Linked DNA regions of Homo sapiens: all the other regions are linked to region 2. A link is a contact called in ENCODE Hi-C or POLR2A ChIA-PET data. All regions are on one chromosome and are shown on one strand. The core of a region is the stretch at or near the end of the contact, and the rest is flanking DNA. Distances in the headings are between cores, read along the strand shown. Region 1 holds the start of ZNF714 (zinc finger protein 714). Region 2 holds the start of ZNF682 (zinc finger protein 682). Region 3 holds the start of ZNF493 (zinc finger protein 493). Region 4 holds the start of ZNF431 (zinc finger protein 431).

Region 1 (7,693 bases), core at 2,638-5,137, 1.0 Mb after region 2:
CAGAGTTTCGCTCTGTCACCCCGGCTAGAGTGAAGTGGCTCCATCTCAGCTCACTGCAAGCTCCGCCTCCTGGGTTCACGCCATTCTCCTGCCTCAGCCTCCCGAGTAGCTGGGACTACAGGCGCCTGCCACGGCGCCCGGCTAATTTTTTGTATTTTTAGTAGAGGCTTGTTTTATAATTTATAATTTAGTGTTAGCCAGGATGGTCTCGATCTCCTGACCTCGTGATCTACCCGCCTCGGCCTCCCAAAGTGCTGGGATTACAGGCGTGAGCCACCGCCCCCGGCGGATAATTTTTTATAATAAAAATGTTCTTTATGTTTGCCCCTTACCATTTTTTTTTTTTTTTTTTTTTGAGATGAAGTTTTTGCTCTTGTTGCCCAGGCTGGAGTGCAGTGGCGCGATCTCGGCTCACCACAACCTCCACCTCCCAGGTTCAAGCGATTCTCTTGCCTCGGCCTCCTGAGTAGCTGGGATTACAGGAATGCGCCACCACGTGCGGCTAATTTTGTATTTTTAGTAGACGGGGTTTCTCCATGTTGGTCAGGCTAGTCTTGAACTCCTGACCTCAGGTGATCCACCCGCCTCAGCCTCCCAAAGTGTTGGGATTACAGGCGTGAGCCACTGTGCCCAGCTGCCTATACCATTTTCTTTGAAAGTTGAAGTTTTAACTCCCTAATTAGGAAACATATTCATAAATGTGACTTGTAAATACTGAAATTTGTGTTTGCTTTTTCTGCCTTCAGTAGAAATGGTGTTTTCTAGCATCTATGTCTTTTTAAAATAAAAGAGAGGATGGAAGCAGAATAGGTTGAAAATGCTATTAACAAAATGATGTTGACAGAGATGATCTATCTGGTCTACCAGGGCATAAAAATTTCAAAAATCATAATCAGTACAAAACCTCTATGTCCGTTAATATTACAGAATATTGCTTGTGTTAAAATCATTTATGTTGGCCGGGCGCAGTGGCTCACGCCTGTAATCCCAGCACTTTGGGAGGCCGAGGCAGGCAGATCACGAGGTCAAGAGATCGAGACCATCCTGGCCAACATTGTGAAACCCCGTCTCTACTAAAAATACAAAAAAAAATTAGCTGGGCGTGGTGGCGCGTGCCCATAGTTCCAGCTACTTTGGAGGCTGAAGCAGGAGAATCGCTTGAACCTGGGAGGCGGAGGTTGCAGTGAGCCGAGATCGAGCCACTGCACTCCAGCCTGGGTGACAGAGCGAGACTCCGTCTCAAAAAAAAAAAAAAAAAAAAAAAAATTATGTTAAAAACTCTGCCTCGCCGAGTGCGGTGGCTCACGCCTGTAATCCCAACATTTTGGGACGCCAAAGCAGGCGGATAACGAGGTCAGCAGTTAGAGACCAGCCTGGCCAACATGGTGAAACCCCGTCTCTACTAAAAAGACAAAAAAGTAGCCGGGCGTTGTGGCGGGCGCCTGTAGTCCCAGCTACTCCGGAGGCTCAGGCAGGAGAATGGCGTGAACCCGGGAGGCGGAGCTTGCAGTGAGCTGAGATTGTGCCACTGCACTCCAGCGTGGGTGAGAGAGCGAGACTCCGTCTCAAAACAAACAAACAAACAAACAAAAAACAAAACAAAAAAACTCTGCCTCTCATGCATTTAGTAGAGATAAAGTCAGAGGGCAGAACCCTCCGCTGATCCTTATCAGGACACCTGAAGTACAGATGATATATTTCTGTTTTCTCTCAAACTCCATATTGGATACAGTTATTCTGCTTCTAATCCATATTATTACAGTAATGCACAGACACGGGATCATAAAAGAACTTGCAAGCTTTTTAAAAAAGTGTTATATTTTACACATGTGTGTATGTATTTGTAGACAGCTCTGTCATCTTGGCCAGAGTGCAGCTCAATCAAACCTCAAAATTCTTAGCTCTCAGCCTCCTTGGTAAATGGGACTTCACGTACACACCACTACAGTGGCTAATTAATTTTTTTTTTTTTTTTTTTTTTTTGTAGAGATGGGGTCTTATTATGTTGCCCAGGCAGCTCTTTTTTTTTTTTTTTTTTTTTTTGAGACAGAGTCTCCCTCTGTCGCCAGGCTGGAGTGCAGTGGCGCGATCTCGGCTCACTGTAACCTCCGCCTCCCGGGTTCAAACGATTCTCCTGCCTCGGCCCCCCGAGTAGCTGGGAATACAGGCGTGCGGCATCACACCCAGGTAAGTTTTTGTATTTTTGGTAGAGACAGGGTTTCACCTTGTTAGCCAGGATGGTCTCGGACTCCTGACCTCTTGATCCACCCACCTCGGACTCCCAAAGTGCTGGGATTGCAGGCGTGAGCCACCGTGCCTGGGCGATTCTATTTTATTCGTTGATCTTTTGTGGTGCTTTTACAATTTTACATCTACATATTATAAATCCAGTAACAAAGAGTCATAATTGTTGCTTTTAATAGTGATAGGTTGCTTTAAAACTGAAGGGTACAATTTAGTCAGATACTTTGGTGCTATGCAAATACAATGCTTATTTTTTAAGTGTTATTTACAATTTTTACACTCCTCAGTTAACCTTGGATACAATAATAACTGGTGGTTTTGTGATGGTTTCTTTAGCATTTTATCTATGTTGATTAGTATTTGGAATTCTGTAAAAAAAAATTTCCCTATCCTTTTTTCTTTTTTATTTATTTAAAGTTTTTTGTGTATCAGTGTAAATGCATGGGTATTTATTTATTTGACTTGATTTATTTTATAGGTCAGTGCTCTAATTATTCATTTGGATGCTAACATTGTTCCAGGATGGACCATTGGGAGTTCTTTCAGGCTGGCTCCCTTTGACATGTTCCCATCATTTTTTAAAATTAAAAAAAAAGAAAGAAAAAACATTTTGAGGCTGGGTGCGGTGGCTCACGCCTGTAATCCCAACACTTTGGGAGGCCAAAGCGGGCAGATCACCTGAGGTCAGGAGTTCAGGACCAGCCTGGCCAACATGGTGAAACCCCGTGTCTACTAAAAATACAAAAAATTAGCCGAGCATGGTGGCGCGCGCCTGTGATCTCATCCAGCAGTGCTTTACTTGTAATTATTTTATTCCTGCTGCCGTCTCCTCTTTCTTTGGCCACTATCTGTTCCACCCCCGGAACGGAAGAGAGATGTTGGTAGGGAGAGGCTCTTCCTTCACCTCTGGCAGAAAAGGTTTGCTTGGGCCCTTCACACCGCTGACATCAGAGCTGCACTTCAATGTGGCAGTTATTGGCCATGTGTGGCGCCTGGTCTGAAGTGCGATGCTAGAAAGGTAAAATACAGAGTTAGTTTCAAAGATTTAGTTCCAAATATTTATATACTTTATTAATAATTACATATTTCTCACACATTAAAATGAAAATTTTTTTGATATATTGGGTTAATTAAATTGTTACAATCAATTCAACCTGTTCTTGTTTCTTTTTCAAGTTTGGCTACTAGAAAACTTAAAATTCACATATGGCTCACATTTTATTTCAGAGGATTACCTCCTTTCTAAAATCTCAGCCTGCCTGCTCAAAGACCAGAAAGAAGCCAGGAAGGTCATAAAATCTGAAATTTTAAAATAATTGTTATTATAAAATTATATTTTTTCCTTTGTGAAGAGCCATATATTATTTATAAATGCATATGACTTTACACACAAGTTTAAAGGCAAATTCCCTCTGGGGTGGGCCTGGCTCAGCTCTGGGAGGAAGCCCTGCCTGAGAAGGCTGCAGCCTAGGCTGTCACCCTTTCTTCACTCAGCCCAGCAACTGATCACATCTTCTGTCACTCAGGGCACGAGAAGGTGGGGTTTTAAAAGTTATCCAATCAGCGACGCTGGGTTGGGAACCGTCCAATCAGGCCTGCAGCTGGAGCGGACAGGACGGCTTCGGGGATGTGGCGGGGCCTTTGTCTCTCGCTGCAGCTGGAGCTGCAGGTCTCGCCTTCACTGCCCTGTGTCCTCTGCTCGCAGAGGCCCAGCCTCTGTGGCCCTGTGACCTGCAGGTATTGAGAGATCCACAGCTAAGACGCCAGGTACCCCGGAAGCCTAGAAATGGTGAGAGTGCCGGGTCCGACATCCCGAGAGAGGGGAAGGGGCGGGTTGTAAGCGGTGGGAAGTGGCTGTGGTGGGACTTAGGCCTCCCCGCAGTCAACTCTACAATCTGCGCCCGGAGTTCTCCTTGCTCAGCTCGGCCTCAGTCCCCTTCAGCCATAAGATGGCGGCTGCGCTGACTGCGGGATCCCGGGCGTCCTGTCTTTTCCCTGCGCAGTGACTGGGCCCTGACCTGGAGTCCTCTCAGGGCAGCTCTGGACCCTCAGCGGCGCGTCTCTCCCGGATTGTGCAGGGACCACTGGAGGGTCCCAGGGGTAGAATCCTGACTCGGGGTGCGGGTTTATGAATGGGTCCGTGGGGTTCCAGTTCCTCTTCTGTTGAAAATGTATGGGAGTCACCGTTAAAACACTAAAGCATTTAATCAAAGCGTGATTCAAAAATTGTGGAGCACCCAGCTGTGGTTTGTAATTTATGGTTTATGGGCGGGGCTTGAAGTAAAGACTTTTATAAACAGCATGATGAAGAAAACCAAATTCAGTAATTGGTTAGGTTCAGATACATAGTTTCTTAATTTGTAAAATAAAGGTGAAAATTTCCTGGTTATGTAATTAGATGTTAATTGGCAGTTTATAGTTGGTTAAGGATGAATTTTGTTTCTCTCAATGTAGTAATTTACTAAAAATGCACCTCAGTTAGATTTTTTTTTTTTAAGATGGAGTTTCGCTCTTGTTGCCCAGGCTGGAGTGCAATGGGGCGATCTTGTCTCACCGTAACCTCTGCCTCCCGGGTTCAAGCGATCCAATGCTTCAGCCTCCCAGGTAGCTGGGATTACAGGCATGCGCCACCACGCCCGTCTAATTTTGTGGTTTTAGTAGAGACGGGTTTCTGCATGTTGGTCAGGCTGGTCTCGAACTCCCGACCTCAGGTGATCTGCCCTCCACGGCCTCCCCAAAGTGCTGGGATTACAGGCGTGAGCCACCGCGCCCAGCCAGATTTTTTTAAAAGTAGGAATCCAGGGACTAGAGACACCTCAGTCTAATTTCCCGCCGCTTAATTATTTTCACACTCCATGGGGAACTGATTTTCTGGTGCATTTTTCAACTGTGTCCCAAGCACTGTCTTAAATCTAACCTCCCGTCCCCCATATCTCCAGCCTCACTCTGGCTTGCAGTAAGATATTAAATTTCCAGTTCCTCCTGGCATTCCCTAATGCCAGCTTTTCCTCCCTAATTCACGTTATCACCTGTTTGTCTTTTAGTGTACTTTTGTATACCATATTTTAATTAATTATTTTTTGACAAAGCTTTAAATGACGCTTTTTAAAAGGTTTGTTACCTGTTTGTAACTTTCCCATGAGAAGAAAGCAAAGAATAATCCCCTGACACTGTATTGTAAAATTTCTCTGTGCCTCTTCTCCTTGTATCTTCTCTAGGTACAAAGATCTTGTCAGAATGTTTTTGGGTCAAGGTATTCCTTTGAAACCTTTATGAGGTGATGTGTCCTCAGCCACCCTTTAGTTTTTTTCTGGTCGTGGGTTTCAGTACTGTCTGGGGATCAACCAAGATATCCACCATGGTTATGTCAGCTAAAGTGCCTAGTGAATATCAGCTTCTGGTTTATTTTCTTCCATAGGGCGACCTGAGGTCTGGAGTGTATCCTCTCAAGGGAGCAAGTGGATCCCTGGGGCAGAGAGGAAGCTTCTAGTGTACTCTTACTTTGAAAAGGTAATCAGATGCTGGTACTGAGGGGAAAACACAGAAATAACATCTGCCTCCTGGATTGTCTAAGGGGTAGAAATATAATGAAATAAATGTAGTGAAAGAAAAAATAGTGTTAAAAAGAAAAAAAAATTGTGACAGAAAAAATAGTATCCCAAAAGACCAAAAAAGAAAAAAAAAATCAAGCAAACAAACAAAAAACACAAAAAACCTGACTCCAGCAGTCAGGATTTTTTCCAGCAGTTCCATTAGCACTTAAGTTTTCCCTTTTGGAGAAGAAAAAGATCCCCATGTCCTATGGTCTTGTAGATGCCTAATTCTGTCACCCATAGCCATCAGCAAGGTTAACTGAGATGGTGTAAGAGCTTGCAAAGTAAAATGCCTCTGGAGCAGCCACCGAGAAATACTGCAGTGTCTCCTGAATGGGTGCTTCTTGAGCACATAAGTGAGTAGGAGTGGGTGGAAGAATCTCTCAAGTGACTGAATAGCCTGACTTGAAACATGAGTCACACACATCTGTTATTTAACCATCATTGCCACTTCTGGATTTGTCACCTTGAAGAGATTTGTTCACTTATTTTGACCTCAGTTTTTTAGCTGTAAATTGCATTATATTAGTAGGGCTTGAAAGGTAGGAAATTTTTTTTTTTTTTTTTTTTGAGACAGTTTCACTCTTGTTGCCCAGGCTGGAGTGCAGTGGTATGATCTCGGCTCACTGCAACCTCCACCTCCTGGGTTCAAGTGATTTTCCTGCCTCAGCTGGCCAGGCTGGTCTCAAACTCCTGACCTCAGATGATCTGCCCTCCTTGGCCTCCCAAAGTGCTGGGATAACAGGTGTGAGCCACCACGCCCGGCCAGCAGGAAAATATTTACAAAGGGCATAAAAGAGATGGGTTTTAGAAAAAGAAATTAATGCTTAATTATATATTCCATTTGTTAAAAATTCTCATTTACCTTTTTCTTTCCCAGAGTGAGTTTAAAAGGTTTCTCAGGTGTGTTTGTTTTTTATGGCTAGGTGAATTCAAACAGAATTTCAAGGCTCAGCTTTTAGAATGCTAGCTACCGAGGAAAAGAATAGGGAAAATCTCTATTCTATTTTGGCTGTAGAAAATGAATACATGTCCATAAGAAAATGTGGTAGATAATTGGTGAGTAAACATAGATTCATGAAAACATCAGTTGCTCTATCTGCAGGATAGGATTTTTGACAGTGAATATCTGTGTTCACATCCTGTTATCTTGATTTCTGAGTTTCATGCTACATTTTATGAGATGAAACTTGGTACCACCTAGAAGTGTTCCCATATGACTAATTGTTTACTACATGATTTTTAATGAAAACAATACAATAATAGATATATTTTCATAAAGGAGTAGATACTTTTGCTTTTTTTATTGAGGTATAAAATGTAAGTACCTTAAAATTTCCTTCCCTTATATGAACACTGTGTTTGAGTAATTTTGCTGGATTTTTCAAACACGTAGTTTCAAAAACCAAGTGAGTAACTCTAACATGGAAACTAAAGCTTGAGCCCAGTGTCTCAGAGCTAAGGCTAATATTGAGCCTACAAAAGGAGGTTATTAAAGGACCAGCTAGTTTATTTATGGGGGATGCTCCCCTGCAGATGTCCAGTCTGCTCACCCCAGCCATGGAAGAAGCCTTTCTGCTGACAGAGCCCTGGAAAGCTGAGGACCCACAGGCAAATGCAGTTAAGGTTAAGATGAAAGGGGACTGAGAGGGTCTTACTGATGATAAAGTTGTTATTGTTTTGAGGCAGTTTCTAGGCTTTGGAATATCAAACAAAGTTAGGTTTATGTAAAAAAAAAAAAAAGAATTCCAAAGGAGTATTGCAACAGGAAAAAGTACCAACTATAAAAATTTTAAGGATTGCATAGTTTAGGCCAACAAGGGCTTTCTTTCCTAGGGAGCAGCAAACAAGATTAG
Region 2 (7,097 bases), core at 2,813-5,312:
CTCGAACTCCTGACCTCGTGATCCACCCACCTCAGCCTCCTAAATTCCTGGGATTACAGGTGTGAGCCACCGCACCTGGCCTATTTTCTTTTGATATAAGATATAAATATCTTAGGATAAACAATTTTAACATATTAGTCATAACGTATGTAGTATTAGAAAATTATCTGTAATATTAATTCAGTTAAAATAATTTATATTTCAAAAGAATACAGAATATCAAAATCATTATTTTAAAGCAGTTTGTCCAAAATAAATATTGTGCTGTTATATTCACTATTGTACAAAATACTGTTTGTTTGTTTTTTTTTGAGATGGAGTCTCACTCTCTTGCCCAGGCTGGAGTGCAGTAGTGTGATCCTGGCTCACTGCAACCTCTGCCTCCCAGGTTCAGGCAATTCTCCTGCCTCAGCCTACCAAGTAGCAGGGATTACAGGCGTTCACCACCACACCCAACTAATTTTTGTATTTTTAGTAGAAACGAAGTCTCACTATGTTGGCCAGGCTGGTCTTGAACTCCTGACCTCAGGTGATCCTCCCACCTCAGCCTCCCAAAGTGCTGGGATTACAGGTGTGAACCACTGCACCCAGCCGAAAAAATACTCTTTAATTTAAATGGATGCAGTTTGTCTACACAAGAGTACATATAACTATGCCAACTGTTCTTAAAATATAAATAGAAACCAAGGTACAGAGCGTACTCTGAGCTGGTCTTGCTATCGCAGCATAAGCCCTTCAGCCTGCACATATTAGTAATTACCTTGGAGCAGCAGTTTTCTATTGAAAACACCTATCGTTTTTATCTCTCCAGATACTGAAGAGATACCCTTCTGTATCTGTGACCCTTTAGCTTTCTGGATTGCTGAATTAAATCCTATCCTTCGTGTTTTCTGAGACAAAGTTTTGCTCCTATTGCCCAGGCTGGAGTGAAGTGGGCAGATCACCTGAGGTCAGGAGTTCAGGACCAGCCTGGCCAACATGGTGGAACCCTGTCTCTACTAAAAATACAAAAAATTAGCCAGGTGTGGTGACGGGCACCTGTAAACCCAGCTACTCGGGAGGCTGAGGCAGGAGAATTGCTTGAACCCAGGAGGCAGAGGTTACAGTGAGCCGAGATTGTGCCACTGCACTCCAGCCTGGACAACAAGAGTGAAACTCCATCTCAAAAAAAAAAAAAAAAAAAAAAAGATTTACATATATTTTGAAGAAGCAGAGAAAAAAGGTACATATAAAAGTTTTCTAGGCCGGGCATGGTGGCTCATGCCTGTAATCCCAGCATTTTGGAAGGCCAAGGCAGGAGGATCTCTTAAGGCCAGGTGTTCGACACCAGTTCCGGGAACATGGTGAGATGCTGTCTCTATAAAAAAAAAAGAAAAAAAAAAAAAAAAAAAAATTAGCTAGGCAAGTTGGTGCATGCCTATAGTCCTAGGTAACTGGGAGGCTGAGGTAGCAAGACTGCTTAAGCCCAAGAGTTCAAGGTTATAGTGAGCTATGATCATGCCATTGTACTCTAGCCTAAGTGAAAGAGTGAGACTCTGTCTCAAAAAAATCAATCAATCAATAATAAAAGTTTTCTAAATTCTATCCTTCAGGAAAAGGCAAAAGAACAAAATGTCTTCCCTCATTTTCAAGTGGGGGAATGAAGCCCCTTATTTCTAATTTGTATTTGCTTCTGCAAAAGGTAGGTCTAGGCCCATGGTCTTGAACTACTGGACATCTGACAACTGAGGGGTGGCGTTGGGCACACTGTGTGCACATAAAAAAAGGGTTTGTGGGGGAACTAAAAGGCAAACGAGGGAAAGTTGCTATCTAGAAGCCATGGGTGGGACAGTGCAGGGTTACGGAAGGACTGGTTCATGCTATAGATTGTGTCCCAGGAGAGGCTATGCTCTGACTTCTTCCTGTGTCCATGCAGGCAGATGAGACTATAATCAGGTGGCACAGAAGCCTGGGTTGGTGAAAAAACCAGGTTGCCAGTACAGACTACCTTTCAAGCTCTACTGATAATTTACACTTAATTAAAAACTGAAGTTAAAATAAGCAAAGAAATCTTTCCAAGGTGACAAACTCAGGAAGCGGCAATACTGATTGGAACACAGACATATCTGACTCAGATGTCAAGTCAAGCCATTCTATCATTTGGGACATTTTCCCGCCCCATCCTGCTCACTGAAGTGGACAATAACCATTCTACCAAGAGCCACTGTGCTGTGCCCCACTGTGTCCCTTAGATGCATTTTGCTTTGCAGGTTTTTGCACTGCCTCACTGGGTTGGGTGTTCCTTGTCCTTGGGGATATTTTTTTTCTCTCTTCACCAATCTGAGAAAATTTTCTCCTCAATACTAGCATCCAAATTGCCTGGCCAGCACTGTATCTCTAAGAAATGGAAACTGGGAGTTGGGGAAGAAAATCTTAATGTCCTAATGGATTTGCTTTCAGAGGAAAGGTATACCTGATTTCTCCCAGGCACAATGCACCAACCACTCCACAGAGAGGCCACATTCCCATACCTGGCAGGGTTGCCCCTGAGAGGAGATGGCCCAGGGGCTGATATTCACTAGACACCTCAGGAGACACAGCCACTGTGGGCATCTCATGTCATCCCCAGACAGTTCTGAAACTCAAAACCAGGAAAATAACACAGGGTGGCTGAGGATGCATTGCCCTGTGAAGTTTCCAAAGTGGAACCTCAACCCAAAAACATTCTGATAAGGTGTCTGTGCCTAGGAAAGATTAAAGGGAGATTGGCACAAAGGTTTTTGTTTTTTGGTCTTTTTTTTTTTCATGGTGGAGTGTTGGGATTATTCTCTGCTTTCATCTCCTGTAAAATGTTTGCAAATGAAAAACAATTCTTTTTCTAAAAAGTGCCATCCGCTGCTCTTTGAAATAATGATCAATCAAAATACTGTGTCTGAAATGTACAAAAAAGGACTAATAGTTGATAATGTTGTGAATTAGAGAGGGGAAGTTGGTGTTGAAGAATGTCAGGAAAGAACTGAAAATTTAAAATTCAACTGCAAGTCAGAGTTAGGCTGGGGCAACAGAGTGGTAGCTTTGAGATTCTGTTTGTCACACATTTGGAAAATCCAAGAGAAAACCACTTCTGTGGAGTGTTAAATAAATAGCAGGCAGTTAGACTGAGGTGGCTCTAGTACCCTGAGTTCCTACATTAAAAAAAAAAAAAATCAAAGGCAAATACATTTCTTGTAAATTGCTACCTTAGGGGGAAACAAAATTCAGATTTTTCAGATTTAAGCAACCACAAACCTTCAATTAACTTCTGATTACATAACCAGGCAATGACAACCTGAATAGTCTAAATAAGATGACTACATAACTGGAACGAGTCAGTTACTGAATTCGGTTTGCTTCATCCTGCACTTTATAAAAAACTTTCCTTCAAGCTCTTCGGCTGGACCCCCAACCACAAACCGTGGCTGGGTGCTCTCTGAGCATAAATCACTGTTAACTTCAATAAGTTTTCAACATTTTAAAGGTGACTCCCATAGTTTTTAAACAGGAGAAGGAAAAGACTGAGGACCCCCGGGATCACAGCACTTCCCACGCACAAACCACACACGGGGTCTGGACTCTGCCCTGAGGACGCTTCCATTGTCCCCGCAGTCGGGGCAGACGCAAGAACGCGCGCGGCTCTTCCCAGGGTGGGCTCCGGGCGGGAAGCGGGAGAACGGAACGGGATGCCCGCCCAGGGTCCCGGCTGCTGGCCCACCTCGCATCCTGTGCCCGGAGGTGATCGACGGCCGAGCTGTGCCTGCCGGGGACTCCAGTCCGCAGACTCCGGAGCTGACAGCTGGGAGGCCCCAGTCCCGTCACTGCCGGTTCCGGCCGGTTTCAACCAGCCCTGCCCCCACCTCGGGATGCGCGGCCTGGCACACTCACCATTTTTCGGCTTCCGGGATGTCGTGGAGTCTTAGCTCTGGATCTCACAGCATCTGCAAGTCAGAGGGCAACAGAGGCTGCGACAGTCACCGGGAACTACTAGAGCAGAGGATACTAAGCAATGAAGATGGACCCTGAGCTCTGGCTGGAGCGAGACAAAGGCCCCGCCAGCTCCAGGACACCGCCCCCTCTACCTTGGCTGCGCACCTGATTGGACAGTTCCCACTCTAGCGCCCATGATTGGATACAGTTCCATGCCCCGCCCCCTCAGGTCATGAGTGACAGGAGGCGTGATCTGAGAATGTGTTGAATAAGGCAAGAGTTACAGGTTTTTCCTGAACCCTTTTCTGGCGCGCTTCCTTCCTGAATTGGAAACTGGCCCTTCCTGGGGAACATTTGCATTTAACTTTGTATATAAAGTTATCTTTATTTGTGAATAGTATACATATGTTATTCACAAATGGAAACAATATAATGACAATTATTTTAAAATCTCAGATTTCATCATTTTCCTAGCCTCCAGTCTTTTGAGCAGGCAGCCTAAGATGTCGCAAGGGAGGCAATTCTCTAAGAAATAAACTGTGAAGCACATATGAATTTTACATTTTCTAGTAGCCACATTTTAAAAAAGAAACCAGGCGTGGTAGCCTGTGCCTGTAGTTCTAGCAACTAGGGAGGCTGAGGCGGGAGCATCACTTGAGGCCAGGAGTTTTAAGACCAGCCCGGGCAACATAGCGATGATCCCATCTCTACAAAAAATAATTAAAAATTTAGCCAAGTCTGGTGGTGCACGCCTGCAGTCCTAGCTACTCAGAAGGCTGAGGCGGGAGGATCACTTGACCCTGGGAGACCAAGACTGCAGTGAGCCACGATCACACCATTGCACTACAGCCGGGGTGACAGAGTGAAACCAAGTTTAAAAAAAAAAAGATCTCTGAAGAAGGCATTTTCTCTTTCTGCAATTTAGCCAAGCAGCTGAGTATGTCTTGAAGTCATCTTCTAATTTTTAACAGGGCAAGGATGTTTTCTAAAACCCCAGTCTCCAGAGTTGCCATGGGGCAAATCCCGGCAGCATACATGAAAATCACTCACAGCTAATGCATTCTTCATCAGATCCAGTGCTTCTTACCCCTGGCAAATAAAAATCACCTGCGGGGTTGGGAGCGGTGGTTCACGCCTATAATCTCAGCATTTTGGGAGGCCGAGACGGGCGTATCACCTGAGGTCAGGAGTTCGAGACCAGCCTGGCCAACATGGTGAAACCCCCATCTCTACTAAAAATACAAAAATTAGCCGGGCATGGTGGCACACGCCTGTAATCCCAGCTACTCGGGAGGCTGAGGCAGGAGAATGGCTTGAACGTGGGAGGCGGAGGTTGCAGTGAGTCGAGATCGCGCCATTGCAGAGTGAGACTTCGTGGGGAGGGTGGTGGTGGCGGCGGGGGGTGTGGAGAATGACTGGAGGGGCGGGGCAGGATGTAAACTTAAAATCCCTGAAGCCCAAGTTGCAACAGACCAATTAAATTAGAATCCTTGGAGTTGGATCTGGGCAACAATATGGTTTAAAGCTCTCAGGGTGATTACAGTGTGTAGCCAAGTACCCAAACTACTGCTTTTCACCAACAGCTTTTTCTTTTTTTTTTTTGAGATAGAGTTTTGCTCTTTTTGCCCATCCTGGAGTTCAATGGTGCGGTCTCGGCTCACTGCAACCTCCGCCTCCCGGGTTCAAGCGATTCTCCTGCCTCAGCCTCCCAAGTAGGTGGGATTACAGGCGCTTGCCACCACGCCCGCTAACTTTTTGTATTTTTAGTACAGACAGGGTTTCACCATGTTGGCCAGGATGGTCACGATCTCTCGACCTCGTGATCCACCCGCCTCGGCCTCCCAAAGTGCTGGAATTACAGGTGTGACCTACCGCACCTGGCCTTCATCAACAGTTTTGATGAATTAGTTATAAATGGTTTTTCAAATGCATGTAAAAACGTTTGCTGCTGAGTTGTGACCTTACAATCTTAACTCATTTCCCACTTACTATACTTTGCAGAACCAACCTCTGCTACTCGCTTTGTTCCTGATTGAACCTGGTTCCATGTGTGCTCAGTGTATACTATGCACAGGGCACTGTGCTGTGTGCCCTGGTCCCGGTGAGCATCATTCTCAGGGGAGAACCTTGCTGAAAACAAAATCACATCCCAAAAAGTTAAAATCATGCTACTGGCCGGGCGCGGTGGCTCACGCCTGTAATCGCAGCACTTTGGGAGGCCGAGGCGGGTGGAGCACGAGGTCAGACGTTCGAGACCAGCCTGGCTAACGTGGTGAAACCCCGTCTCTACTAAATATGCAAAAAATGCAAAAAATTAGCCGGGCGGGGGGGCGGGCGCCTGTAATCCGAACTACTTGGGAGGCTGAGGCAGGAGAATCCTTGAAACCTGGGAGGCAGAGGTTGCAGTGAGCCGAGATTGCACCACTGCAGTCCAGCCCCGGCGACAGTGCAAGACTCCGTCTCAAAAAAACAAAACAAAACAAAAACAAAAAACCATGCTACTTACCGAATTGAGGTGAAAATTAAAAGACCTAGGGGGTCACCCAAAGGTTAGAACATGAATCAATAACTTGGAATATTAATATACATCTGATGGTGCCCTGAGCACACATGTCCATTTTATTTTATTTTATCTTACCTTATTTTATTTTTATTTTTTGAGACAGAGTCTTGCTCTGTTGCCAAGGCTGGAGTACAGTGCCGCGGATCTCGGCTCACTGCAACCTCTGCCTCCCAGGTTCGAGCGATTCTCCTGCCTCAGTCTCCCCAGCAGCTGGGATTACAGGCATGCACCACCACGCCCAGCTAATTTTTTGTATTTTTAGTAGAGACGAGGTTTCACTACGTTGGGCAGACCTCGGGTGATCCGCCCGCCTCGGCCTCCCAAAGTGCTGGGATTGCAGGCGTGAGCCACTGCACCCCGCCACGTGTCTGCCTTTAAAAGAAAACAAAATAAAGCATTACTATTATTCTCAAATATTAATTTATAACTATTATGCAAACATGTAATATTTAAATTTTGATTGATGTATAGCATGCATACATAAATATATGCGCAAAACATTTATGGAAAACTTGATGAATTATTACAGACCAAACTCGTGTAACCAAGAAATAGAATCAGACTTGCTCATGCCCGACAGTCACTTTCTCCT
Region 3 (7,742 bases), core at 639-3,138, 1.4 Mb after region 2:
CCAGGTTTAAGTGATTCTCCTGCCTCGGCCTCCTGAGTAGCTGGGATTACAGGCATACGCCACCACGCCCAGCCAGTGTATATATTTTTAGTAGAGACCGGGTTTCACCATGTTGTCCATGCTGGTCTCGAACTCTTGACCTCAAGTGATCCGCCCACCTCGGTCTCCCAGAGTGCTGGGATTATAGGCGTGAGCCACCGCGCCTGGTGGCCCTATCATTCTTTGTTCACTGTATGATCTTTAGAAGAAAGGTGGGCAACAGGTGGCCAGCAGTGGTCTACCTGTGGTGATTTTATTCTTGATATCTTCTGACCTTTCTATGGCCACTATCTGTTCCACCCTCGGAACAGCACAGAGACTTTGGTAGAGAGAGGCTGTCCCCTCACCACTGGCAGAATATGGACGTTCAGACCCTTCACCTTCCTGACGTCAGAGCTGACACATTCAATACAACAGCTATTGGCCATGTATGGCCGGCTACTGGGTGCCTGGAATGTCGCTGCAATTTGCTAGAAAGGTAAAATACAGAGTTAGTTTCAAAGATACAGTTCCAAATATATATATACTTCATTAATCTTTACATATTGCTCACATATTACAATGATAATATTTTGGATATATTGGGTTAATTAAATTGTTACAATGAATTTCACCTGTTTCTTCTCCTTCTTTTTAAAATTTTTTTATTTTTGAGATGGAGTCTTGCTCTGTTTCCCAGACTGGAGTGCAATGGCGTGATCTTGGCTCACCTCAACCTCTGCCTCCTGGGTTTAAGTGATTCTCCTGCCTCAGCCTCTCTATTAGCTGGGATTACAGGCACCTGCCATCATACCCAGATAATTTTTGTATTTTTGTAGAGACGGGGTTTCACCATGTTGGCTAGGCTGGTCTTGCACTCCTGACCTCGGGTGATCCGCCTGCCTCGGCCTCCCCAAGTGCTGAGATAACAGGCATGGGACACTACACCCGGCTTTCTTTTCTTTCACTTTTATTTTCTTTCTTCTCTTCTCTTCACTTTTCTTTCTTCTTTTTCCTTCCTTCCTTTTCCTTCCTTCCCTCTTTCCTTCTCTCTCTCTCTCTTTCACTCTTTCTTTCTCTCTCTCTCTTTCTCTCTTCTTTTTTTTTCTTGAGATGGAGTTTCACTCTTGTTGACCAGGCTGGAGTGTGCAGTGGGGCGATCTCGGCTCACTGCAACCTCTGCCTCCCTCCACCTCCCGGGTTCAAGCGATTATTTTGCCTCAGCCTCCCGAGTAGCTGGGATAACAGGCGCCCACCACCACGCCTGGTTATTTTTTCTTATTTTTAGTAGGGACGGGGTTTCATCATGTTGGCCAGGCTGGTCTCAAACTCCTGACCTCAGGCGATCCACCCGCCTCGGCCTCCCAAAGTGCTGGGATTACAGGCGTGAGCCACTGCGCCCGGCCCTTCTTTATTTTTAAAGTCTGGCTACTAGAAAATTTAAAATTCACATGTGGCTCACATCTTATTTCATAAGATTGGCTCCTTTTAAAAATCTCAGGCTGCTAGTTCAAAGGACTAGGAGCCAGGAAGGTCATAAAAGCTGAAATTTTAAAATAATTATTTTTTTAAATTTGTGAATAGCCATATATTATTTATAAGTGCTTATGACCTTATACACAAGGTTAAGGGAAAATACCCTCTAAGGTGTGCCTGGCTCAGCTCAGGGAGGAAGCCCTGCCTGAAAAGGCTGCAGCCTAGGCTATCACTCTTTCTTCACTCCGCCCAGCATTTGGTCATATCTTCTGTCACTCAGGGCCTGAAGGGGCGGGCCCTTAAACCGTATCCAATCAGACACGCAGAACTGGGAACCGTCCAATTAGGCACACATTTGGAGCGGCGAGGACGGCTTCCGGGATGTGGCTGGGCCATTGTTTCTCTCTGCTGCCGGAGCTCCAGGTCTACCCTTCACTGCTCTGTGTCCTCAGCGTGTGTGGCTTCGTGACCTGAAGATACTGGGAAATCCATAGCTAAGATGCCAGGACCCCCTGAAAGCCTAGACATGGTGAGAGTGCTGGGTCCGACATCACGAGAGAGGGGAAGGAGTTGCTCGGAACCGGTGGGAAGTGGCTGTGGCGGGACTCAGGCCTCCCCGCAGTCAGCTCCACAATCTGCTCCCTGAGTTCTCCTTGCCCAGCTCGGCCTCAGTCTCCTTCAGCCGTAAGTTGGCGGCTGCGCCAACAGCCGGGGCCCCGGGCGTCCTGTCTCTTCCCTGCACTGTGACTGTGCCCTGCCTGGAGTCCTCTCTGGCAGTTCTGCACCCGCAGCGCCGCGTCTTTCTCAGATTGTGCGGGGACCACGGGAGGGTCATCAGGGGAGAATCCTGACTTGGGGTGCGGGTTCATGAATGGGAAGAGCTTTGGTCCGTGGGGTTCCCAGTTGCTATTTTCTCCTATTAAAAATTTATGGGCGTCACTGCAAAAATATTAAAGAATGTAATCAAAGAGTGGTTCTAGAATTGTAGAGCACCCAGCTATGGTTTGTAGTTTGTGGTCTGTGGGAGAGGCTTGAAGGAAAGTCTTTTATAAAATGCATGATGAAGAAACCAAATTTACTAATTGGTTAGGTACAGTTACATGGTTTCTTAATATGTGCGTTAAAGGTGAAAATTTCCTGGTTATGTAATCAGAGCTTAATTGGCAGTTTACAGTTGCTGAAGCCTGAATTTTGTTTCTCTGAATGTAGTAATTAAAAATAATGCACCTGAGTTAGATTTTTTTTTTAAAGTAAGAATTCAGGGACTAGAAATACCTCAGTCTAATTGCCTGCCACTTAATTATTTTCACACTCCACAGGGAACTGATTTTCTGCTGTATTTTTCACCTGTGTCCCAAGCAGAGTCTTGGAACCAATCCCCCATTTCTCCGGCCTCACTCTGGCTTGCAGTAAGATAATTTCCAGTTTCCTCTGACGTTCCTAAATGCCACCTTTTCCTCCCTAATTCACATTATCGCCTATTTGTCTTTTACTGTACTTTTTTATACCATATTTTAATTATTTTTTTGGCAAAGCATTAAATGGTTAAATGGTGCATTTAAAGAGATTTGTTATCTGTTTGTAAATATTTCCCATGAAAAGAAGGCAAATAATAATACCCTGACACTGCATTGTAGTAAATCTCTGTCTCTTTTGCTTTCATCTTGTCTAGGCACAGAGATGTTACCAGAATGTTTTTGGGTCGAAGTTCTCCTTTGGAAAATCTATGGGGTGATGTGTCCTCAGCCACCCTTTGGTTTTTTCCTGGTCATGGGTTTCAGTACTATCTGGGGATAAACCAAGATAACTGCCATGGTTATGTTAGCTAGAGTGTCCATTGGATCTCAGCTTCTGGTTTATTTTCTCCCATAAGATGACCTGAGGTATGGAGTGTATCCTCTCAAGGGAGCAAGTGGATATTCTGGGGCTGAGGGGAATCTTCCGGTGTACTCTTATTTTGAAACGGGTAACCCTTTGAAATGTTAAAATTGCCTTCCCTCAACCAGGCTTCCATTTCTTGGAGACAAATTGCTGGTCAGCCAATCAGATGCTGGTAATGAGGGGAAAACACAGAAATAATTTCTGCCCCCTGGATTCTCTAAGGGGGCAGAAAAATAGTGAAATTAATATAGTAAAAGAAAAAGAGTAAAAAAAAAAAAGTGAAAAATTTGTGGCCCAAAAAATAGTATCCCAAAAGACAAACAACAAGAACAAAAACAAAACTGACTCCAGTGAGATGGTGTAAGAGCTTGCAAAGTAAAACGCAACTGGGACAGTCACCAAGAAATACTGCAGTGTCTCCTGAATGGGTGGTTCTTGAGCACACAAGTGAGCAGGAGTGGGTGGAAGAATCTCTCAAGTTATTGAATGGCCTGACTTGAAAGGTGAGTCAGACACATCTGTTATTTATTTATTTTTTATTTTTTATTTTTTTATTTTTATTTTTTTGTCTCACTCTGTCGCCCAGGCTGGAGTGCTGTGGCCCGATCTCGGCTCGCTGAAAGCTCTCCCTCCCGGGTTCCCGCCATTCTCCTGCCTCAGCCTCCCAAGTAGCTGGGACTACAGGTGCCTGACACCATGCCCGGCTAATTTTTTGTGTTTTTAGTAGAGACAGGGTTCCACTGTGTTAGGCAGGCTGGTCTCAATCTCCTGACCTCATAATCCATCCGCCTCGGCCTCCCAAAGTGCTGGGATTACAGGTGTGAGCCACCATGCCCGGCCCACATCTGTTATTTAACCAGCACTGCCACTCCTGGATTTGTCACCTTGAAGAGATTTGTTCACTTATTTTGACCTCAGTTTTTTAGCTGTAAATTGCATTATATTAGTAGGACTTGAAAAGGTAGAAAAATATTTACAAAGGGCATAAAAGATTTGGGTTTCAAAAAATTATATCTAATCATATATGTCATTTGTTAAAAATTCTCATGTACCTTTTTCTTTCCCAGAGTGAGTTTTTGAATTTTCTCAGGTGTGTTTTTTTTATAGCTGGGTGATTTCAAACAGAATTTCAAGGCTTAGCTTTTAGAGTGCTGCCAAGAAAAAGGAGAGAAAAAATCTCCATTTCATTTTTGCTGTAGAAAATGAATACATTTCCATGAGAAAATGCGGTAGGTAATTGGTGAGTTACGTAGATTCATAAAAACGTAAGTTCCTTTTTTTGCAAGGTAAATTTTTGACAGTGAATATCTCTGTTCAAATCCTGTTATCTTGATTTGTGAGTTTCATGCTAAATATTATGAGATGAAACTTGATACTGCCTGGAAGTGTTTTCATATGACTCATTGTTAACTGCATGATTTTTAGTGGAATTAATAGAATAAGACATTTATTTTCTAAAAGAAATAGATACTTTTGCTTTTCTTATTAAGGTATACAATATAAGCAACTTGGCCGGGCGCGGTGGCTCATGCCTGTAATCCCAGCACTTTGGGAGTCTGAGGCGAGTAGATCACAAGGTCAAGAGATCAAGACCATCCTGACCAACATGGTGAAACCCTGCCTCTACTAAAAATAGAAAAATTAGCTGGGCATGGTGGCACGCACCTGTAGTCCCAGCTACTTGGGAGGCTGAGGCAGGAGAATGGCTTAAACCTAAGAGGTTGAGGTTGTAGTGAGCCAAGATTGTACCACTGTACTCTGGCCTGGTGACAGAGAGAGACTCCATCTCAAAAAAAAAAATGTAAGCACCTTAAAATTTTTTTTCCCGTATGTGAACACTGTGTTTCAGTAATTTTGCTGAATTTTTTAAATACTTAATTTCAAAAACCAAGTGAGTAACTCTAACGTGAAAATTAAAGGTTGAGCCCAGTGACTCAGAGCTAAGGCTAATACTGAGCCTGCAAAAGGAGTTTATTAAAGGCCTAGTTAGTTTTTTTTCTGGAGAGCCTCCCCTGCAGATGTTCCAGCCTGCTCACTCCAGCCATGGAAGAAGCCTTTCTGCTGACAGAAGCTACAGAGTCCTGGAAAGCTACAGGCAGATGCAGTTAAGGTTAAGATAAAAGGGGACAGGGAGGGTCATACTGACCATGTAGTTGTTATTGTACATCAGGGATGCTATGATTTAGTATCCTGAAACTTTGCTGAAGTTGTTTATTAGTTTAAAGAGCTTTTCTACTGAGACTGTAGGGTTTTGAAGATACAGAATCCTGTCATCTGCACACAGGAATAGTTTGACTTCCTCTCTTCCTGTCTGAATGCCTTTTATTTCTCTCTCTTCCCTGATTGTTCTGGCCGAGACTTTGAATTCTATGTTGAACAAGAGTTTTGAGAAAAAGCATTCTTTTCTTGTGCCAGTTTTCATGAAGGAATGCTTCCAGCTTGTGTTCATTTTGTATGTTGGCTGTAAGTTTGTCATACTTAGATAACTCAGTATTTTGATGTATGTACCTCCAATGCCTAGTTTTTTGAAAGTTTTAAACATGAAGGATGGTAAATTTCATTGCAAGCTTTTTTAACATCTACTGAAATAACCCTGTGGTTTTTGTCTTTAGTTCTGTTTACTTGAGGAGTAACATTTATTAATTGCATGTTGAACCAACCTTTTATTTCAGAGATACAGCCAAGTTGATCGTAGTGGATTAGCTTTTTGATGTTCTCCTGGATTTGGTTTTCCAGTATTTTCTTGAGGATATTTTCATCAATGTTCATTAAAAATATTGGCCTCAAGGTTTCTATTTTTTTGTTTTATATTTGCCAAATTTTCATATTAGAATAATGCTGTTTTTACATAATGGGTTGGAAAGAAGTCCCTTTTTCTCAGTATTTTGAAATAATCTTAGTAGGAGTGGTACCAGCTCTTACTTTACATCTGGTAGAATTCAGCTGTAAATTTGTGTGGTTCTTTGTTTTATTTTTGGTGGGCAGGCTATTTATTTATTTATTTATTTTATTTTATTTTATTTTTTGAGACAGTCTCACTCTGTCGCCCAGGCTGGAGTGCAGTGGCACAGTCTCAGCTCACTGCAACCTCCACCTCCTGAGTTTAAGCAATGCTCTGCTTCAGCCACCTGAGTAGCTGGAATTACAAGTGTGCACCACCACACCCAGCTAATTTTTGTATTTTTAGTAGAGATGGGGTTTCACCATGTTGGCCAGGCTGTTCGCTGTTCTTGAACTTCTGACCTCGTGATCCACTCGCCTCGGCCTCCCAAAGTGCTAGGATTACAGGAGTGAGCCACCATGCCCGGTCAGCTATTTATTTATCTACTTATTTATTTATTTCATTTTATTTATTTATTTATTTTTGAGATGGAGTCTCGCTCTGTCACCCAGGCTGGAGTGCAGTGGCACGATCTCGGCTCACTGCAACCTCCACCTCATGGGTTCATGCCATTCTCCTGCCTCAGCCTCCCGAGTAGCTGGGACTACAGGCACCCGCCATCACGACCGGCTAATTTTTTGTATTTTTAGTAGAGATGGGGTTTCGCTGTGTTAGCCAGGCTGGTCTCGATCTCCTGACCTTGTGATCCACCTGCCTTGGCCTCCCAAAGTGCTGGGGTTACAGGCATGAGCCACCATGCCTGGCCCTGGCCAGCTATTTATTACTAATTCAATTTTGGAGCTTGTTACTGGTCTATTCAGGGATTCAATTTCTTATTTGTTCAGTCTTTGCAGGATGTATCATTGTTCCAAGGTTATAATCCTCAAGCTTGGCCCTGACGAACTCTCTAATTATATTCATGTTTCCTCAGTTTTTTCCTTTTAGGTAGACATATTAATAGAATGGGCTAGAGGAGCCTCTATGAAGGGATCTCTCCTTTGATTGTACTCTGCTTGCTGTAACACCCAAGAATGCAGAGTCAGGCTAACCCCACTTAGAATCTGCACATAGGGTCAGGCCTCTGCCTGGGATTTACAAGACAGGGCCAGACTTTCAATTGTGAATGTAATGAAAACCAACAAAATGCATTTTCTGCATTGTGAGATGTCAACATAGACATCTTAAAGCCCCCCTTTGAGAGTGTGGCTTTTTAAGCTTTTCAGATCTTGTTTAGTGACCTGCTACAGTTATATGAGAGGCTCCAGGTATAAATAGAATCTGATGACAGAATCTATAAGTGTAAACAAGCATCTTAAGAGTGAGGGATAAGGCCACAAAGTATCCAGAGCTATGACCACAACTATACCTACCTGTAAATTGTAATAATGGAGTAGAGTATTCTTGTCCTTCTTACCCAAAAGCTAGCACATCAGGATAGGTGATCCAGGTTCTGGAGTTCCACCAAAGCAGTTCCATTTTCTATTTA
Region 4 (7,668 bases), core at 4,895-7,394, 1.1 Mb after region 2:
AGGGCTTCCTCCCTGAGGTGAGCTTGACCCACCCCAGAGGATATTTGCATTCAACCTTGCGTATAAGGTCATACGCATTTGTAAATAATATATCATATGGCGGCCAGGCACGGTGGCTCATGCCTGTAATCCCAGCACTTTGGGAGGTCAAGGTGGGTGGATCACGAGGTCAGGAGTTCAAGACCAGCCTGGCCAACATGGTGAAATCCCACCTCTACTAAAAATACAAAAATTAGCCTGGCATGGTGGGCAGCACCTGTGGCGCAGGTGGCACATGTGGGCTGCAGGAGCCAATCTGCTACTCTGGAGGCTGAGGTAGAGAATTGCCTGAACCCGGGAGGTGGAGGTTGCAGTGAGCAGAAATCATGCCACTGCACTCCAGCCTGGGCGACAGAGTGAGACTCCATTTCAAAAAAATATACATGGCTATACACAAACGAAAATAACATAATAACACATGTTTTAAAATTTCAGCTTTTTTTGGCCAAGCGTGGTGGCTCATGCTTGTAATCCAAACACTTTGGGAGGCTGAGGCAGGAGGATCATGAGGTCAGGAGTTCCAGCCCAGCCTGATCAACATGGTGAAACCCCGCCTCTACTAAAAAATTAACTTTGGGAGGCCAAGGCAGGTGAATCACCTGAGGTCGGGAGTTTGAGACCAGTCTGACCAACATGGAGAAACCCCATCTCTATTAAAAATACAAAATTAGCTGGGTGTGGTGGCACATGCCTGTAATCCCAGCTACTCGGGAGGCTGAGGCAGGAGAATTGCTTGAACCCCCGGGAGGTGGAGGTTGCAGTGAGTTGAGATTGTGCCATTGCACTATAGCCTGGGCAACAAGAGCAAAACTCCATCTCAAAATAAATTAGCCAGGTGTGGTGACGTGCACCTGTAATCCTAGCCACTCAGGAGGCTGAGCCAGAAGAATCACTTATACCTGGGAGGCAGAGGTTACAGTGAGCTGAGATCATGCCACTGTACTCCAGCCTGGGTGACGAAGTGGGACTCCATCTCCATGAAAAAATAAAAAAAAAAAAAATTCAGCTTTTTTACCTTCCTGGTTTACAGTCCTTTGAGTAGGCAGCCTGAGATTTTAAAAAGGAGGTAATCCTCTGAAATAGAATGTGAGACACATGTGAATTTTGAATTTTCTAGTAGCCAAACTTTAAAAAGAAACAAAGAACGGGTTGAATTGATTGTAAGAATGTAGTTAAGCCAATATATCCAAAATATCATTTTAATGTGTGAGGAATATGTAATTATTAATGAAGTATATAAATATTTGCAACTAAATTTTTGAAAATAACTGCATATTTTACCTTTCTAGCACATTGCAGTTCAGACCAAGCACATTCCAGGCACCCAGGAGCCACACATGGCAGCTCTGATGTCAGTGGTGTGAAGGGCCAGAGGGGAAGGAAGGGCCTCTCCCTACTAACATCTATCTTCAGTTCCGAGGTTGGAACAGATAGTGGCCATAGAAAGAGCTGAGGCCAGCAGGAATAAAATAACCACAGGTAAACCACTGCTGGCCACCTGTTGCCCACCTTCCTTTTAGAGATCAGGCAGTTAACAAAGGATGATGGGGCCACAGGAGAAAAAAACTCTACGTCTTCAGTTCTGTCCACACTCTTGAACTCCAATGTTTAGATATGGAGAAAATAGATTAAAGGCATTTATTTTGCTATTTGGCCTTGGCCCTAATTGTCTGGCTGTGGTTATCGGTTTTCTTGAGCGGTGACTGCACTCCTGTGCACTCCTGGAGTGACTGCACAGAACTTCAGGCGATCTGCCTGCCTCAGCCTCCTGAAGTGCTGGGATTACAGGTGTGAGCCACCACGCCCAGCCAAAATCTTCTACATATAAGTGTATGCCATGAGTGCACACAAGAGGCCTTTTTTAATTTCTGTCATTTGTAGAGCCATAAGAAAAAAACAGCGAACAAAGAGTGTATGATAGCAAAGATGTCTTGATTTTTGATCTTATAAAAAAAAAAGTCTATCTGGGCCAGGTGCGGTGGCTCATGCTTGTAATCCCAGCACTTTGGGAGGCCGAGGTGGGTGGATCACAAGGTCAGGAGTTCGAGACCAGCCTGGCCAATATGGTGAAACCCCGACTCTACTAAAAATACAAAAACTAGCTGGACATGGTGGCACACACCTGTAGTCCCAGCTACTCGGGAGGCTGAGGCAGAAGAATCGCTTGAACCCGGGAGGTGGAGGTTGCAGTGAGCCACCACCACACCACTGCACTCCAGCCTGGATGAGAGAGCAAGGCTCTGTCTCAAAAAAAAAAAAAAAAAGCTATCTATATCAATGTTGCCATCCACTTTTGAGAAGAAACTTTACTGGTTAGCTTTACCTTAAGATCTCCAATGGATATACAATTGCAAATGTTTGGAGGGGCCCTTCTGAGTCATGAGATTATTAACCCAAGGTTCAAGGTCCTGAAGTCTTGCTGCAGTGTGGATGGCAAGCAGACTCAATCTCTGGGTTATAGATTATAAAGAGTTTTACTGTCCTCAGTCAGTAGACCATTAAAAGCATTCTTTACCTGGTGAAAATATGCTTTGCCATAATGCACTGAAGTTTTGCTGCATTTAATCATATTAGACTTCAGTAGCAGAAGATACATGAGGTTCTATTATCTGGTGCATAAGACATCCAATGACTATTTTATAATAGTCAACACATTTTTTTCACTCTCAGTGAATCTGATTGTCATCAGTCTCAATTACAAAAACAATCCAGTCCATTTAGTTAGCTTTGCTTAACACTATTTTATCAGGGCTGGGTGCAGTGGCTCGCTCCTGTAATCTCAGCACTTTGGGAGGCTGAGGCAAGTGGATAACCTGAGGTCAGGAATTCAAGACCAGCCTGGTAAATATGGTGAAACCTCGTCTCTACTAAAAATACAAAAATTAGCCAGGCATGGTGGCAAGCGCCTGTAATCCCAGCCACTTGGGAGGCTGAGGCAGGATAATGGCTGAATCCGAGAGGCGGAGGTTGCAGTGAGTCGAGATGGCACCATTTGATTTATTTATACATAAATAGACTGTAACTTATTATTGTACCAACCACCGTGTTTTTACCAATAAAATAACATCAAGTGTTCAAGCCATGTTCAAATAAGGCAAATCCCAAGCTGTGGTCAATCTGGCTGTTTCTACACCTCATGTTTATTTTCTGTATGTCCCTTTGCTTTTTCTGCCATAAATCTGTTTTCATCATGTGGCTGTGCTGGAGTCCCTCTGACCCTGTTCTGGATTCACAGGCTGCCCAATTTGCAAATTATTCTATGCTCAAATAAACTCTGTTAAATATAATTTCTCTAAAGTTTTTTTCTTTTAGGCTGGGCACGGTGGCTCACACCTGTAATCCCAGCACTTTGGGAGGCCAAGGCGGGTAGATCACGAGATCAGGAGTTCAAGGCCAGCCTGGCCAACATGGTGAAACTCCATCTCTACGAAAAATACAAAAAAAATTAGCTGGGCATAGTGGCGCGCACCTGTAATCCCAGCTACTCGGGAGCCTGAAGCAGGAGAATTGCTGAACCCAGGAGGCAGAGGCTGCAGTGAGCAGAGATTAGGCCACTGCACTCCAGGATGGGCAAAAGAGCAAGACTTGGTCTCAAAAAAAAAAAAAAAGTTTCTTTCTCTTAAAAGTTTTCAAATTTTTTTATATGATGAAAAATAAATAATGTGTTGTTGGGCCTCGATTTCCTAAACTCATCCCTCAGCTATTTCCTTAAATTATTCTATGTCTTTTCAAAATGCTTCTTCAATTTCTTTTCTTTTTTTGAGACAGGGTCTCACTCTATCAACCAGTCTTGATTGCAGTGGTGTAACCAATCATGGCTCACTTCAGCCTTCACCTTCCAGGCTCAAGCAATCCTCCTGCCTCTGCCATCTAAGTAGCTGGGACTACAGGCATGCACCACCATGGCTGGCTAAATTTTATTTTATTTTATTTTTCATGGAAACAGCATCTTATTATGTTGCCCAGGCTGCACTGGAACTCCTGAGCTCACGTAATTCTCCCATCTCAGGCTACCAAAGTGCTAACAATACAGGTGTGAGCCAGCTAGTGCTTCTGCAATTTCTTGAGATGATTATTCCCAATGATAAACAGTACTGAGCACAAATCTGAAGGAATCTGGTTTCTTCTGTACAAGTGTCACTCTCCAGGATTTCAAGGGTCTAGGGCAGGGCAGCTACTTTGTAGTGTGATCTATGGAGGTACATGGGCTTTGGAGTCAGACAGAGTTAATCCTGAGTCTCAGCCCAGCCACTTAGTATCTGTGGGTCTTTGGACAATTTTCTTGATGTGAAAGAGTTCTATGAACCACATATGGAAAAGAGGTAGATTGGTACTAATTGCAAAATGGTGGCAATTTTTAATCTCTTCTGTATCCATGCCCATTGCCAGGTGCTTTTACAACTGTTTCCATCAAGATCCAGAATCTGTTTTCCAAACCCTAGATCTGGCTGGCCTTATTGGCTCAGAGTGGTAGAAACTTGTGAACATGACAGTGGGCTAGTTTGGGGCCCAGGCTCAAATGGTCTTGAATGCTTCTGTTTTTCTTTCAGAATGCTGCCATCTCCCTGAATAAAGCCATGTTAGCCAGCTGGAAAATAAGATACCATGGGAAGGAGAAGCAAGGTGCCCTGTTGACAGCCCCAGAACTAGAAGCTCACCCCCAGAAGCACAGCTGGCTAGTCAACAAGCAGCTGATGATACGTGTCTCAAAGAGCTCAGCTGAGACTAGAAGAACGGCCCCACTCAGTCTAGCCTAAATGGCTGACCATCTCAATTATGAACTAATAAGTTTTGGACGATTTGTTATGCTACAATAGCTAACTAATACATGCACCCCGTGCAGATAGGACACCAGGATTCTATGACAGGTTGATTACTAGTTACCTTCTAACAGTGGGCACCCTATAGGTACTGATTTTTTCCCCTGATTTAAAGTTGGGTGACTTGTAAGAGAATGTTGAGTAATGCAGAAATACACGTAGACATGTATGCATGTGATTGGTGCTTATACCCACACAGTCCCACACACCACAGGAGAAAACAGATAACTACGGCCTGACCATTAGGGCCAAGGCCAATAGCAAAATAAGTTTTGCCTTTAATCTGTTTTCTCCATATCTAAACATTTGAGGTCAAGAGTGTGGACAGATCTGAAGACACAGAGTTTTATTATCCTGTGGCCCCAACATTCTTTCTTCACTGTCTGATCTCTGGAAGAAAATGGGCAACAGGTGGCTATCAGTGGTCTCCTTGTGGTTATTTTGTTCTTGCTGCCCTCTGCTCTTTCTATGGCCACTATCTGTTCCACCCTCAGAACTGAAGGGAGATGTTGGTAGGGAGAGGCTTTTCCTTCACCTCTGGCAGAAAAGGTTTGCTGGGGCCCTTCACCTCCCGACATCAGAGCTGCACTTCAATGTGGAAGCTTTGGTCATGTGTGGCTCCTGAGTGCCTGGAATGTTCCTGGTCTGAACTGCGATGTGCTAGAAAGGTAAAATACAGAGTTAGTTTCAAAGATTTAGTTTCAAATATTTATATACTTTATTAATAATCACATATTTCTCACACATTAAAATGAAAATTTTTTGATATATTGGGTTAATTAAATTGTTACAATCAATTCAACCTGTTACTTTTTTTTTTTAAGTTTGGTTACTAGAAAATTTAAAATTTACATATGGCTCACATTTTATTTCAGAAAATTACCTCCGTTCTAAAATTTCAGACGGCCTGCTGAAAGACCAGAAGCCGGGAAGGTCATAAAATCCGAAATTTTAAAATAATTGTTATTATATTCTTTTCATTTGTGAATAGGCATACAGTATGTTATTTATAAATGCATGTGACTTTACACACAAGGTTAAATACAAATTCCCTCTGGGGTGGGCCTGGCTAAGCTCTGGGAGGAAGCCCTGCCTGAAAAGACGGCAGCCTAAGCTGTCACTCTTTCTTCACTCAGCCCAGCATCTGTTCGCATCTTCTGTCACTCAGGGCCTGAGAAGGTGGGGTTTTAAACGTTATCCAATCAGCGACGCTAGGCTGGGAACCGTCCAATCAGGCACGCAGCTGGAGCGGACAGGACGGCTTCCGGGATGTGGCGGGGCCTTTGTCTCTCGCCGCAGCCTGAGCTCCAGGTCTCCCCTTCGCTGCTCTGTGTCCTCTGCTCCTAGAGGCCCAACATCTGTGGCCCTGTGACCTGCAGGTATTGGGAGACCCACAGCTAAGACACCGGGACCCCCTGAAAGCCTAGAAATGGTGAGAGTGCCGGGTCGGACATCCCGAGAGAGGGGAAGGGCTGGTTGTAACCGGTGGGAAGTGGCTGTGGCGGGACTCAGGCCTCCCCGCAGTCAGCTCCACAGTCTGCGCCCCGAGTTCTCCTTGCCCAGCTCGGCCTCAGTCCCCTCCAGCCATAAGATGGCGGCTGTGCTGACAGTCGGGACCCCAGGCGTCCTGTCTCTTCACTGCACAGTGACTGTGCCCTGGCCTGGAGCCCTCTCTGGGCAGCTCTGCACCCGCAGCACCGCGTCTTTCCCAGATTGTGCAGGGACCACGGGAGGGTCTTCAGGGGACAGTTCTGACTCGGGGTGCGGGTTCATGAATGGGAAGAGCTTTGTTCCGTGGAGTTCCCAGTTCCTCTTGTCTTCTGTTAAAAATATATGGGAGTCACTATAAAAACATTAAATAATTTAATCAAAGAGTGATTCAAAAATTGTGGAGCACCCAGCTGTGGTTTGTAATTTGTGCTTCATGGGCGGGACTTGAAGAAAAGACTTTTATAAAAAGCATGATGAAGAAAACCAAATTCAGTAATTGGTTAGGTAGAGTTACATAGTTTCTTAATTTGTACAATAAAGGTGAAAATTTCCTGATTATGTAATCAGAGGTTAATTGGCAGTTTATAGTTGGTTAGGGCTGAGTTTTGTTTCTCTCAATGTAGTAATTTACTGAAAAATGTACGTCAGTTAGATTTTTTTAAAGTAGGAACCCAGGGACTAAAGACACCTCCGTCTAATTGCCTGCCTTTTAATTATTTTCACAGTCCATGGGGAGCTGATTTTCCGCTGCATTTTTCACCTGTGTCCCAAGCAGGGTCTTAAGTCTAACCCCCATTCCTCATTTCTCCAGCCTCCCTCTGGCTTGCAGTAAGATACTAAATTTCCAGTTCCTTCTGGTGTTTCCAAATGCCAGCTTTTCCTCCCTAATTCACGTTATCGCCTATTTGTCTTTTAGTGTACTTTTCTATACCGTATTTTAATTATTTTTTGACAAAGCATTAAATGACGCTTTTCAAAAAGTTTTTTAAAAGATTTTTTAAAAAAAATATCTGTAAATATTTCCCATGAGAAGAAAGCAAAGAATAATCCCCTGATACTGTATTGTTAAAACTCTCTGTGCCTTTTCTCCTTGTATCTTCTCTAGGCACAGAGATCTTGTCAGAATGTTTTTCGGTCAAGGTTTTCCTTTGGAAACTTTATGGGGTGATGTGTCCTCAGCCACCTTTTAGTTTTTTTCTGGTCGTGGGTTTCAGTGCTGTCTGGGGATGAACTAAGATATCCACCGTGGTTATGTCAGCTAAAGTGCCTAGTGAATATCAGCTTCTGGTTTATTTTCTTCCATAGGACGACTTGAAAT

Evidence for each region. A loop is a pair of places that touch in the nucleus more often than their neighbours do. ChIA-PET counts read pairs that join two places held with the same protein, here RNA polymerase II (POLR2A). Pooled maps may share reads with other maps.
Region 1: a pooled map shows a loop between it and region 2 (7-fold over the local background). The contact joins the promoter of ZNF714 here to the promoter of ZNF682 in region 2. A Hi-C loop is called at or near these places in 6 of 50 pooled maps.
Region 3: a map of CD8-positive, alpha-beta T cell shows a loop between it and region 2 (28-fold over the local background). The contact joins the promoter of ZNF493 here to the promoter of ZNF682 in region 2. A Hi-C loop is called at or near these places in 2 of 168 maps with a recorded cell type or tissue (CD4-positive, alpha-beta T cell and CD8-positive, alpha-beta T cell) and 5 of 50 pooled maps.
Region 4: a pooled map shows a loop between it and region 2 (13-fold over the local background). The contact joins the promoter of ZNF431 here to the promoter of ZNF682 in region 2. A Hi-C loop is called at or near these places in 1 of 37 single-sample maps with no recorded cell type and 11 of 50 pooled maps. POLR2A ChIA-PET finds 5 or more read pairs at or near these places in 4 of 52 experiments (CD4-positive, alpha-beta T cell, CD8-positive, alpha-beta T cell, activated CD4-positive, alpha-beta T cell and 1 more).

Annotation. Positions count from the first base shown.
Region 1 is chr19:21,078,316-21,086,008 of GRCh38, forward strand. ZNF714 (zinc finger protein 714) reads left to right here and starts at 3,888. Exons shown (of 5, transcript NM_182515.4): 1 at 3,888-4,033; 2 at 5,663-5,754. RefSeq lists an enhancer at 4,227-4,376.
Region 2 is chr19:20,035,443-20,042,539 of GRCh38, forward strand. It overlaps ZNF682 (zinc finger protein 682), which reads right to left and starts at 4,063. Exons shown (of 4, transcript NM_033196.3): 1 at 3,901-4,063. The coding sequence starts at 3,903. It overlaps LOC105372309 (a long non-coding RNA gene), which reads right to left. Exons shown (of 3, transcript XR_936387.2): 3 at 6,846-6,877. RefSeq lists an enhancer at 3,833-4,409.
Region 3 is chr19:21,395,245-21,402,986 of GRCh38, forward strand. It overlaps ZNF493 (zinc finger protein 493), which reads left to right and starts at 1,889. Exons shown (of 4, transcript NM_001076678.3): 1 at 1,889-2,023. The coding sequence starts at 1,994. RefSeq lists a silencer at 1,928-2,166.
Region 4 is chr19:21,135,896-21,143,563 of GRCh38, forward strand. It overlaps ZNF431 (zinc finger protein 431), which reads left to right and starts at 6,145. Exons shown (of 5, transcript NM_133473.4): 1 at 6,145-6,291; 2 at 7,656-7,668. The coding sequence starts at 6,289. RefSeq lists enhancers at 6,171-6,650, 7,432-7,668.